2 separate regions of the Homo sapiens genome follow, and region 1 is linked to region 2. The links are chromatin loops, found by intact Hi-C in ENCODE. Cell type or tissue: B cell. All regions are shown on one strand. Each heading gives the region's core, and the rest is flanking DNA. Links, peaks and the distances in the headings are about the cores only. Region 1 overlaps PEAK1 (pseudopodium enriched atypical kinase 1). Region 2 holds the start of RCN2 (reticulocalbin 2).

Region 1 (5,379 bases), core at 105-5,104, 250 kb before region 2:
AAACCCCATCTCTATAAAAAAAATAGAAAAATTAGCCAGGCATAGTGGCATGTGCCCATAGTCCCAGCTACTCCAGAGGCTGAGGTGAGAGGCTTGATTGAGCCAGGGAGGTTGAGGCTGCAGTGAGCTGTGATCATACCACTACACACCAGACTGGGTGACAGAGTGAGATCCTGTCTCAAAAAAAAAGATCAAAAATCATATATATTTGGTTAAGTGTCTGCTCAAATCTTTTACCTGTTTTTTATTGGGTTTTTCTTTTTGTTGAGTTTTGAAAGTTCTTTATATATTCCAAATACAAAGTCCTTTGTCAGATATGAATGTTTCACATAATTTCTCCTACTCTGGGGTTTGTCTTCATTCTCTTGTCATTTTTTTTTTGGCAAATGTTTTTGATAAAAGGCAAAATATATTTAGGTACAATATTTTATAACAGAGGTTTGCTAGTGAGAAGAATGAAATTCCATTTTGGGGAGGATAACATTGTGCTTGATGGGGGTTCAAAGTTAGTACTTCCTCTCATCAAAATTGATTACAAATGTTCATCTATTAATTCATATCTGTAATGAAATTTTACGTATTTCATAATTTTATTTTATAATTTTATGTATTATCTTTGAAAAATGTAATTTCACACAGCTGATAGATGCACCAGTGGAAATCCTGCAATTTGTAGAGTGCCACAAAGCAGTAAAAGTGAAGCATACAGTCTGTGTGTCACACATTTCATAGCTACTCATCTCTCCATTGTAGCACAGAAGCCACCATAGGCAAATGAGTATGTAAACAAATGAGTGTGACTGGCGTTCCAATGGAGCTTTATTTGTGGGTACTGAATTTAGAATTTCATATAATTTTCACTTGTTGCAGAACATTATTCTCGTTTTGATTTGTTTCCAACCATTTAAAAACATAAAAAGCATCCTTAACCTTGGGATACAAAAACAGGAATAAGCTACATTTGGCCTCTGGGCTATAATTTGCTTACCTTTCCCCCTTCTTCCCCCCTTCATCTATCAGTGTTTTATAGTTTTGCTCATATAGATTCTAGATTTTACACATATTTTGTTGGACTTATATACGTAAGAATTTCATGGGTTTTGGTCAGAGCTGTCTTTTTAAAATGCAAATTGGATTATGTTGTTTCCCCTATTCAAGACCCTTCAGTGGCTTCCCACTGCTCTTAGGATAAACTCTATAATCTTTAAAAGCCTAAAAGGCCTTGCATGATCTGGCCCCTGGTCTCCTTTTCAGCCTTTTTTTTTTTTTTTTTTTTGAGACAAGGTCTCACTCTGTCACCCAGGCTGAAGTACTGTGGCACAATCTGCTCACTGCAACCTCCACCTCCCAGGCTCAAACAATCCTCCTGCCTCAGCTTCCTGAGTATCTGGAACTATAGGTGTGTGCTACCACACCCAGCTAATTTTTATATTTTTTTTAGAGATGGGATTTTATCATGTTAGCCAGGCTGGTCTTGAACTCCTGGGCTCAAGGGATCTTCCCACCTTGGCCTGCCTCCCAACATGCTGAGATTACAGGCATGAGCCACTGCACCCAGCCCCGAAGCTTCATTTTCAATGCATTGAGTTTGAGGAGTCTACGAAATGTCTAAAACATTCAAGGGTAGGTGGAAGAAGAGGAATCTATAATGGGCTGGGAAGTGTTAGAGAAATTGGTGGATAACAGAAGGAGTGGTATCAAAGGCATTTCTGGGAGGGAAGGTCACAGAATCATTGCAACAGAGACATCAAGCTGAAGATTATGTATGGATAGATAAGAGTGCATAAAATTATAGTTAAAAAGCTCACTTTCCAAATGCTGATTGGCTAAAGGGAAATTACAAAGTACACAAATTAGTTTAGCTCTCAGTCTTTTAATTTAAGGAAAAGTTTAGGAATGGAGTCAGTTTTTTCAAGTCACTAATAATGGTAAGTCTCATAGTGCCTTTTTCATTCAGATTTTTTGTCTTCTTTTCCCCTCCACAGATTGATCATTCTTAGAAGAGCTGCTGTAACACATAGGGGAAGTGAAAACTAACAGATGAAAGTTTTGTCATGCACTGAAAGAAAAGCATTGTCTGTGAAGTTCTATTTTTAAAAATGTCTGCTTGTAACACCTTTACTGAACATGTTTGGAAACCTGGTGAATGCAAGAATTGCTTTAAACCTAAAAGTTTGCACCAGCTTCCCCCAGACCCTGAGAAGGCACCCATCACCCATGGCAATGTGAAAACTAATGCCAATCACAGTAACAACCACCGCATCAGGAACACGGGCAATTTCCGGCCTCCTGTGGCTAAAAAACCCACTATAGCTGTGAAGCCCACTATGATAGTGGCAGATGGGCAAAGTATATGTGGTGAGCTTAGCATCCAAGAACACTGTGAGAACAAACCTGTCATCATAGGGTGGAACCGAAACAGAGCTGCCTTGAGTCAGAAACCACTTAACAATAATAATGAAGATGATGAAGGAATTAGCCATGTTCCTAAGCCTTATGGCAATAATGATAGTGCAAAGAAGATGTCAGATAACAATAATGGACTAACTGAAGTGTTAAAGGAGATAGCAGGCTTGGATACTGCCCCTCAGATAAGAGGAAATGAAACAAACTCCAGAGAAACATTCTTGGGAAGAATAAATGATTGCTATAAACGATCATTGGAAAGAAAGCTTCCACCAAGTTGCATGATAGGTGGGATAAAGGAAACTCAGGGCAAGCATGTTATTCTGAGTGGGAGCACAGAAGTGATTAGTAATGAAGGGGGCCGGTTCTGTTACCCAGAGTTTTCCAGTGGCGAGGAGAGTGAAGAGGATGTACTTTTCAGTAACATGGAGGAGGAGCACGAGAGTTGGGATGAGAGTGATGAAGAGCTGTTGGCCATGGAGATTCGCATGAGAGGGCAACCTCGCTTTGCCAACTTCAGAGCAAACACATTGTCTCCTGTTCGATTCTTTGTGGACAAAAAATGGAATACCATCCCCCTGCGAAACAAGTCTCTGCAGAGAATCTGTGCTGTGGACTATGATGACAGCTATGATGAAATCCTGAATGGTTATGAGGAAAATTCTGTGGTCTCTTATGGACAAGGAAGCATTCAGAGCATGGTGTCATCTGACTCCACATCACCAGATTCTTCTTTAACAGAAGAATCACGTTCTGAGACAGCCAGTAGTTTATCCCAGAAGATTTGTAATGGGGGATTATCTCCTGGTAACCCAGGAGATTCTAAGGACATGAAGGAAATTGAGCCCAATTATGAAAGTCCCTCTAGTAATAATCAGGATAAAGATTCATCACAGGCTTCCAAAAGCTCAATAAAAGTTCCAGAGACCCACAAAGCAGTCCTTGCTCTCCGATTAGAAGAGAAAGATGGCAAGATTGCTGTACAAACTGAGAAGGAAGAAAGTAAAGCCTCTACAGATGTTGCTGGGCAAGCAGTAACCATAAACCTTGTCCCCACAGAAGAGCAAGCAAAACCTTACCGAGTTGTGAACCTGGAACAGCCATTGTGCAAGCCATATACTGTCGTGGATGTGTCAGCAGCCATGGCCAGTGAGCACCTCGAGGGCCCTGTTAACAGCCCCAAGACAAAAAGCTCATCCTCTACTCCAAACTCTCCAGTTACATCATCTTCATTGACACCAGGACAAATAAGTGCCCATTTCCAAAAATCCAGTGCAATTCGATACCAAGAAGTATGGACTTCTAGCACCAGTCCACGACAAAAGATACCTAAAGTAGAACTAATTACTAGTGGAACTGGACCAAATGTTCCTCCAAGGAAAAACTGTCACAAATCAGCACCTACATCACCCACAGCTACAAACATTTCCTCCAAAACCATCCCTGTTAAGTCACCTAATTTGTCTGAAATTAAATTTAATAGTTATAACAATGCTGGTATGCCACCTTTTCCAATTATCATTCATGACGAGCCAACTTATGCTCGGAGTTCCAAAAATGCTATCAAAGTTCCCATTGTTATCAATCCAAATGCATATGACAATCTAGCTATCTACAAAAGTTTTCTGGGAACAAGTGGAGAACTCTCAGTGAAGGAAAAAACCACAAGTGTAATAAGCCATACTTATGAAGAAATAGAAACAGAAAGCAAAGTGCCTGATAACACCACTAGCAAAACCACTGACTGTCTTCAAACTAAAGGGTTTTCAAACAGCACAGAGCATAAAAGGGGCTCAGTGGCTCAGAAGGTTCAAGAGTTTAACAACTGTCTCAACAGAGGTCAGTCTTCACCACAGAGAAGCTATAGTTCCAGCCACAGCTCCCCAGCAAAGATCCAGAGAGCCACTCAAGAGCCTGTGGCCAAAATAGAAGGCACTCAGGAGTCTCAGATGGTGGGCAGCAGCAGCACCAGAGAGAAAGCAAGCACAGTGCTTTCTCAGATTGTGGCTTCAATCCAACCCCCACAGTCTCCTCCAGAAACACCTCAATCTGGCCCTAAAGCTTGCAGTGTGGAAGAGCTTTATGCCATTCCTCCAGATGCTGATGTTGCTAAGAGCACACCTAAGAGTACGCCAGTCCGGCCCAAATCTCTCTTTACATCTCAGCCTAGTGGTGAGGCTGAAGCACCTCAGACCACAGACAGTCCTACCACCAAAGTACAGAAAGACCCATCCATAAAGCCAGTCACCCCCTCTCCCTCCAAATTAGTGACTAGCCCCCAAAGTGAGCCACCAGCTCCCTTTCCCCCGCCACGCTCTACTTCTTCTCCTTACCATGCAGGTAACCTTTTGCAGAGGCATTTCACCAACTGGACCAAGCCAACCAGCCCTACCAGGTCAACAGAAGCTGAATCAGTTTTGCACTCTGAAGGCAGCAGGCGGGCAGCTGATGCAAAACCTAAGCGCTGGATATCATTTAAAAGCTTCTTCCGCCGTCGGAAAACAGATGAGGAGGATGACAAAGAGAAAGAGCGAGAGAAAGGGAAACTGGTGGGCCTGGATGGCACAGTCATTCACATGCTGCCTCCTCCTCCAGTTCAGCGCCATCACTGGTTCACAGAGGCGAAAGGAGAGTCCAGTGAGAAACCAGCCATTGTCTTCATGTACAGGTGCGACCCTGCTCAAGGCCAGCTCAGTGTGGATCAGAGCAAGGCTAGGACAGACCAGGCAGCAGTCATGGAGAAGGGTAGAGCAGAGAATGCATTACTACAGGACTCAGAGAAGAAGAGGAGTCATTCTTCTCCATCACAGATTCCTAAAAAGATTCTCAGGTATGTAAAATAGACTGGAAGAATATGGGAATTTTTTAACACATTTTCAGGTGCTAAGTTTTTTATATCTTTTAAGATTGCATAAGAACCATTTCTGTTTGTAAGTAGCACTCTGTGGCCATCATCTATCTTTATAACTGCAT
Region 2 (5,379 bases), core at 298-5,297:
AATAATAGATGGTTAAGTAGATATGGCCTAAATTCTGAAAAGGTATTCAAGTGACTGAGAATACTGCTTCAGTATATTACCTTTAAATATGTTGTTAAAACATCTGGAGTAAATTTTAACGAAGTTATGGGTAGCAATTTATGCCCTTCCTGCAACAGCTATCTGTCTTAACTTGGTACCTGAAGGCATGGGAAAGTTTCTAAAATTCAAATGTTCACTTTTCAATCAACTTTTAAAAAATCTATTTGGCTGGGCTCAGTGGCTCACGCCTGTAATCCCAGCACTTTGGGAGGCTGAGGCAGGCGGATCACCTAAGGTCAGGATTTCGAGACCAGCCTGGTCTCGGGTAAAACCCCGTCTCTACTAAAAATACAAAAATTAGCCGGGCATGGTGGCCAGTGCCTGTAATCCCAGCTACTTGGGAGGCTGAGACAGAAGAATCACTTGAACCTGGGTGGCAGAGGCTGTAGTGAGCCAAGATCACACTACTGCACGCCAACATGGGTGACAAGAGCGAGACTCTGCCTCAAAAAAAAAAACAAAAAACTATTCATAAAAATATTTACTAAACTACGTTAAAGGAAACAAAGGGAGGGACGAACACGAATATTTGTGAGGACAGCATGAGTATACCATTTATCAGGTTCCTCTGTACATGTTGCCTCTAATCTTCAAAACAATGCAATTATAATCATCACTATTATACAGGTGAGGAAACTGAGGTTCAGAAAAGTCCAAGCCTTCACAACTAGTAAATAGCAGAGTCCAGATTCAAACCTGTCTGGCTTCAAAGCCAACTCCTACTGAGTTTTGCTACCTCTTAACATCTGATTCCAGACCTGGCCCTCAAAGAGCAAATTGCCAAAATTATCTTAAGGGTCCTCAAGTAGAATGAAGGCTTTCGTAAGCACCATGAATCTTTCTTCTAGTTTATTTAAAGAGATCACCATGGCATAGAAGAAAACAGAATGGAACAGGGATCAGAAATGTGGGTTCACACTTCAGCTTTGCCATCAGGGGGTAGTTTACCATCTCAAGCTTTTCTTCTCATCTGTATAATGAATATTTGGACTAAAACTTTTCTAAGTTTAAACTTCTTAAAACCTTACTATTAAATATTTGAACATATCTAGGTCTTGACAGATAGGTACCACGCAGTCTTCCAAATCAACGTGTTGTGTTCTTTGATTACTCTAGTATAACCAAAGATTGACTTATTCTTAGATTGGATAATCAGAGACCAAAGGTCTTGTTATTATTGTCTAACTAAGTGGAAGAAAAAAGCCCTTAATCTTCCAGAGGGTTCCAATGTGAATATGTCATTGACAGCACATCTTAAATTTACCAGTTTTTAATTGTCTCCAGCAACTTAATTCCTTGATGGTGAACAGCATTTAAATGAGAGTTACAGAAAAACAGCTAACTTAAGAGTCACAATAACAACCTGAATTTTTCTGAGGACCCACTTGGAACGCTGACAGGGAACATCATTTGAATTGAACAATGGGGAGAGACAACTGCACAGCAATTTATTTAGAACATTCTTTTAATAGTCTGTGCATTTCATTTCTGACTAGAGAATTTACCTGAGAGCATCAGATTTTTTTTTTTAACTGAAGGATATTAAAACCTGAATTAAGAGCAGGATACCTGGATTCTAGTCCAGCTTTGCCACTTATTTGTAGAAGGCACTTATCCCTGTGCTTCATTTCTTCATCTCTACAAAGTGATGTGGACAAGATGATCCCAAGGCCCCTACCAGCTCTAACATTTTGGTATAATGTTATAATAAACGTAATTCACAGGCAACAGGTCTTTTTCTACTTGCTTAAAAAAAGAAGCAAATTCCTAAAATTTAAATGAAGCATATATCAAAAGAGCGATAAATCATTTACTGCCTTAAAGTTTTGGGGCATATTTCTCTAAAATAAATCATATTGTTGACACTAACAAAAGTCACGTGAGAAAGAGGGTGTCTCAAGGTGTGACTTCCACATAGAGTACAGGGTCAATGATGTTTATATATAACTGGAGAAAGCACCGAGTTTTACTTGGTTCTCAGTGTCTAAAGATTTGTAAGTATAAAGCCTATTCTCCATGTCCTTTTCTCCTTCTCACAGGACTTCCAACTTGGGACACTAGCAATCTATACATTCAGCAGACACCGCTGCTTAACATATTTGTGTTTGTCTCCATTGTTAGTCGTGTAGGGCAGTCCTTACTTTCAGTGAGAAAGCCATCTGAGTCCAAGTCGATTTTCTTTATGATCGCCTGCAGTCTTTTTTGCTGCTCTTCGTGGCCGAGTTTAACATATTCATCCACATCTTCCTTTAGGGGGAAGCGACACACAGGAGGGCCAAGCATTACTATCAGTGGGGCAAAATGGTGGAGAAAAACAGGGCTACTAGAAGACCCCCTTGCCAAAGGGTTTCGGGGTGACCCGCACCTGCACTTCAAGGCCCCTACCCCCTACACACCCTCCATGATCTGAGGGGTAGAAGGGATCCAGCTCTTGGGCCGTGCTATCTCCTCAGGCTTTCCAGGCCCCAGGACCCCCAGAGAGCGAGTGCCGCGCCGCCCGGCCCCCATTGTCAGGCCGCCCCTGCCAGGCCTCGCCCGGCCGCCCCCCTTTGTCCCGGGACAAAGCCCGCGGCAGCCGCGGTGCGAGGCCCGGCCCTCCCAGCACCGGCCTGGCCGCCTCACCTGGACGCCCAGCAGCGCCTCGCGGTCGTAGTCGCTGCGGCGCTCGCCCAGCGGGTAGTGCAGCTCCTCGGCCTTGCCGGCGCCGGCCGCGGCGGCGCACAGCAGCAGCAGCCCCAACGCCGCGGTCCTCGGGCCCAGCCGCATCGCGCCGGCCCGCGGAGGACACCGAGGGACGCGAGGAGGGAGGCTGGCGGGGGCCCGGGCCGGCTGCGATGCTCCGCGGGCGGCTACAGAGAGGCGGTGCGACGTACGTTGAGGGCGGAGGGAACGGGAGGCGGAACCTGCGGTGGCGGCCACAACGCCCATGGACGGGCTGGGGGCCGGTCCACCAATGCGGTGCGGAGGCGCGCCAGGAGGAGGCCTATATGGCCGGCGCGGAGTGGCGGGGCACCAGGCCGCGCCGCTGATTGGGCAGCGCGGCGCTGGGGGCGGGCCGCCGCGATGTCGGGGTCAGCGGCCGCCCAGAGAGCTCCAGGAGCCATGCTGGGACTGCAGAGAGGGTAGACCTCTACGACCCGCGCCTTGTCGTTCCCCCGAAACGCTTCTAAAAGCACGCCCCCACCCCACTCCTGCCCACTCCTGGTCCACTCCATGTGCCCCTCCTACCGTCCATCAATGAGAGAGGCTGGAGGTTTCTGAGACAACAATACAATATCGAAAAAATTATTGCCTGAGGAATCGGCCAACAGTATTCTTTCTCAGTCTTCAATGTATCTATTTTATGAGAGTAGGACGTACAAACTCAGGAAGTGCAGCCAGATGCTTGTATCTGATGCTCAATTTCGTGATTTACAAGTTAATGTGAACTTGCTCAAATTTCTTGACCCCTGAAAACTTGTTTGCTCATCTATAAAATGAGCATAGTAATAAGACTACCTTAAAGAATTGTCGTGAAGATTAAATAATGTAATGGGTTTAGAACAATAGCTGGCACATAAGGTGAAGTGTTCAGTGAAGGTAGGCTTTCATCCATACAAGTAGAAAAACGAAAGATGATTGCACAGAAGGAATAGCTTAGTAAGTACCTAGCAAAACCTTTAGGGACAGAATGCATATACACATGGCTTCTATTCCATGTCTATTCACAGGTTTATGTAATTTCTCCACCTCAACCTGAACACATTAAACTCTAAGAAATTTGTAGGCTGCACCTTGAACCCTTTTCTTTATTGATTGCGCCACTTAGGATCAGGCCTTTCACAGAGAAGAAAAGGCTTTCTGGGTCCTCTTTCATTTCTCTCAGTCTCTATTTGGATTGGGAGCAAGAATTCTGTTCCAAACTGCAAAACTGGGTGGGCACAAGTCGCAGAAATTTCCTGGGTCGGGTTGAAATTTATGGTTTGGTCACAAACCATTGAAAGATTCACAGAGCAAAGTGTAAGTTCAATCTTTCCAATGTTATAAAGATCAACGAAGAACAAAGTTTTAAATTTCAGAATATAAATAAAAGCAAATTTTAGAGTTGATTTCATTAAACTAAAAAGAAAACCCTTTATTGCTGGATTTTAATTTTCACTTCCATTCTCGGTTTTGAGGAAAAAAAGAGAAAAATGTCCCAATTTAATATAAGAAACTCTGCTTTGTACCTGTTGTTCTCCAATAAGTAAAAGGTAAACTTTGACCAGCTTCCGGCGTGACTCCAGTTATAAAAGGTAGGCTACAAGGTACTGTGGAAGTTCTTCTAAACTCAGGGGATCCACAGATGGGAGTTTTGGGGGCCAAGGGAACTTAATGATATCTAAAGAGACAGTGGAGTAAGCAGTATCAGAAGGCTGGGTTCTGTCTTCAGCCCCTAAACAGGCTGTTTTCGCTCCCTGGGTCTATTGCTTTCATCTGGAGGAAAAGGATTGTGTTATCTCAGTGGATCTTAATTTGAGATCTTTGGGTTCCTAAGTGGTCCCTGCATGGTTTTCAGTGGTGTGTTTATCCCAAAATCTTGGTGCATGTGTATATTTCCAGGGAGGAAGTCTATAGCTTTGCTTTTATCAGAGTTTCAAAGGATCCATGTGGCAGAAAAAGTTAAGAGTCCCTGAAGAAGGCTCTGAGCAACTTTTTGACTCTTAAAATCAACGATTTTATTGGGATTGTTTGGAAGCAGATTACAGTAAAGGCCTATGCTTAAAAGAGGCAAGACTGATCCAATGTCATTACTTGTAATTAATCCATTCTACTCGGGGAAAAATAAATATCTAAAATAAGTAGCCTGTTTAAAAAAATGTGTTATGAGAATCCAAAGATCAATTTTCTTGACCTATAAAAGCCCATAGCATATAGCAAAATTGGTTTTATTTATATTTTTATTGAGGTATAATTTACCTAAAGTACACAAATGTTAAGTATACAGTTCAATCATTTTTTTAGATTTGTTTGCTGTGAGAGCCTTGAGGTAGGGAACTGTGTGATTTCTCCTAGTGCACCTACAAAAAAGAGGAACTCAATAAATTTTTGTGAAATGTATGAATTCAGCTATTCTGGCATTCTTTTAGAAGTATGTATTATGGGTAATAAAGTTAACTTTGAAACTATTGAAAGAAAGATTTGTAGATTTCTTGCTTTTTGAATTTGGTAAGATGTGTGTTACAATAAGCAGTGGCTTAAAAAACAAAGCAATATTTAACATATATGGCATGGACCCTTGTGTTACAGGCTGATTTCCACCAGAATGAATGAGATTTG

What was found. Peaks named below come from ENCODE experiments on the same cell type or tissue, not always from the same donor. Only the 100,000 strongest peaks of a DNase experiment are listed, where the experiment ranks them.
Region 1: a loop joins it to region 2, with 5 times the contacts of the local background. A loop is called at or near these places in 1 of 110 quality-filtered maps.

The regions. Positions count from the first base shown.
Region 1 is chr15:77,178,647-77,184,025 of GRCh38, reverse strand. It overlaps PEAK1 (pseudopodium enriched atypical kinase 1), which reads left to right. Exons shown (of 10, transcript NM_001385026.1): 7 at 1,986-5,236. The coding sequence starts at 2,100. Among named protein-coding and RNA genes, the nearest start is that of LINC00597, 44 kb to the left of the region's middle. RefSeq lists enhancers at 2,101-2,190, 4,032-4,171. In B cell, for the core only: no CTCF peak of the experiment used is centred there; DNase peaks (open chromatin) are centred at 2,245 and 4,135; H3K4me3 peaks cover 2,023 bases; H3K27ac peaks cover 4,909 bases.
Region 2 is chr15:76,929,310-76,934,688 of GRCh38, reverse strand. RCN2 (reticulocalbin 2) reads right to left here and starts at 2,940. Exons shown (of 7, transcript NM_002902.3): 1 at 2,704-2,940; 2 at 2,223-2,328. The coding sequence starts at 2,847. RefSeq lists a silencer at 2,498-3,247. In B cell, for the core only: no CTCF peak of the experiment used is centred there; a DNase peak (open chromatin) is centred at 3,018; H3K4me3 peaks cover 1,640 bases; H3K27ac peaks cover 1,805 bases.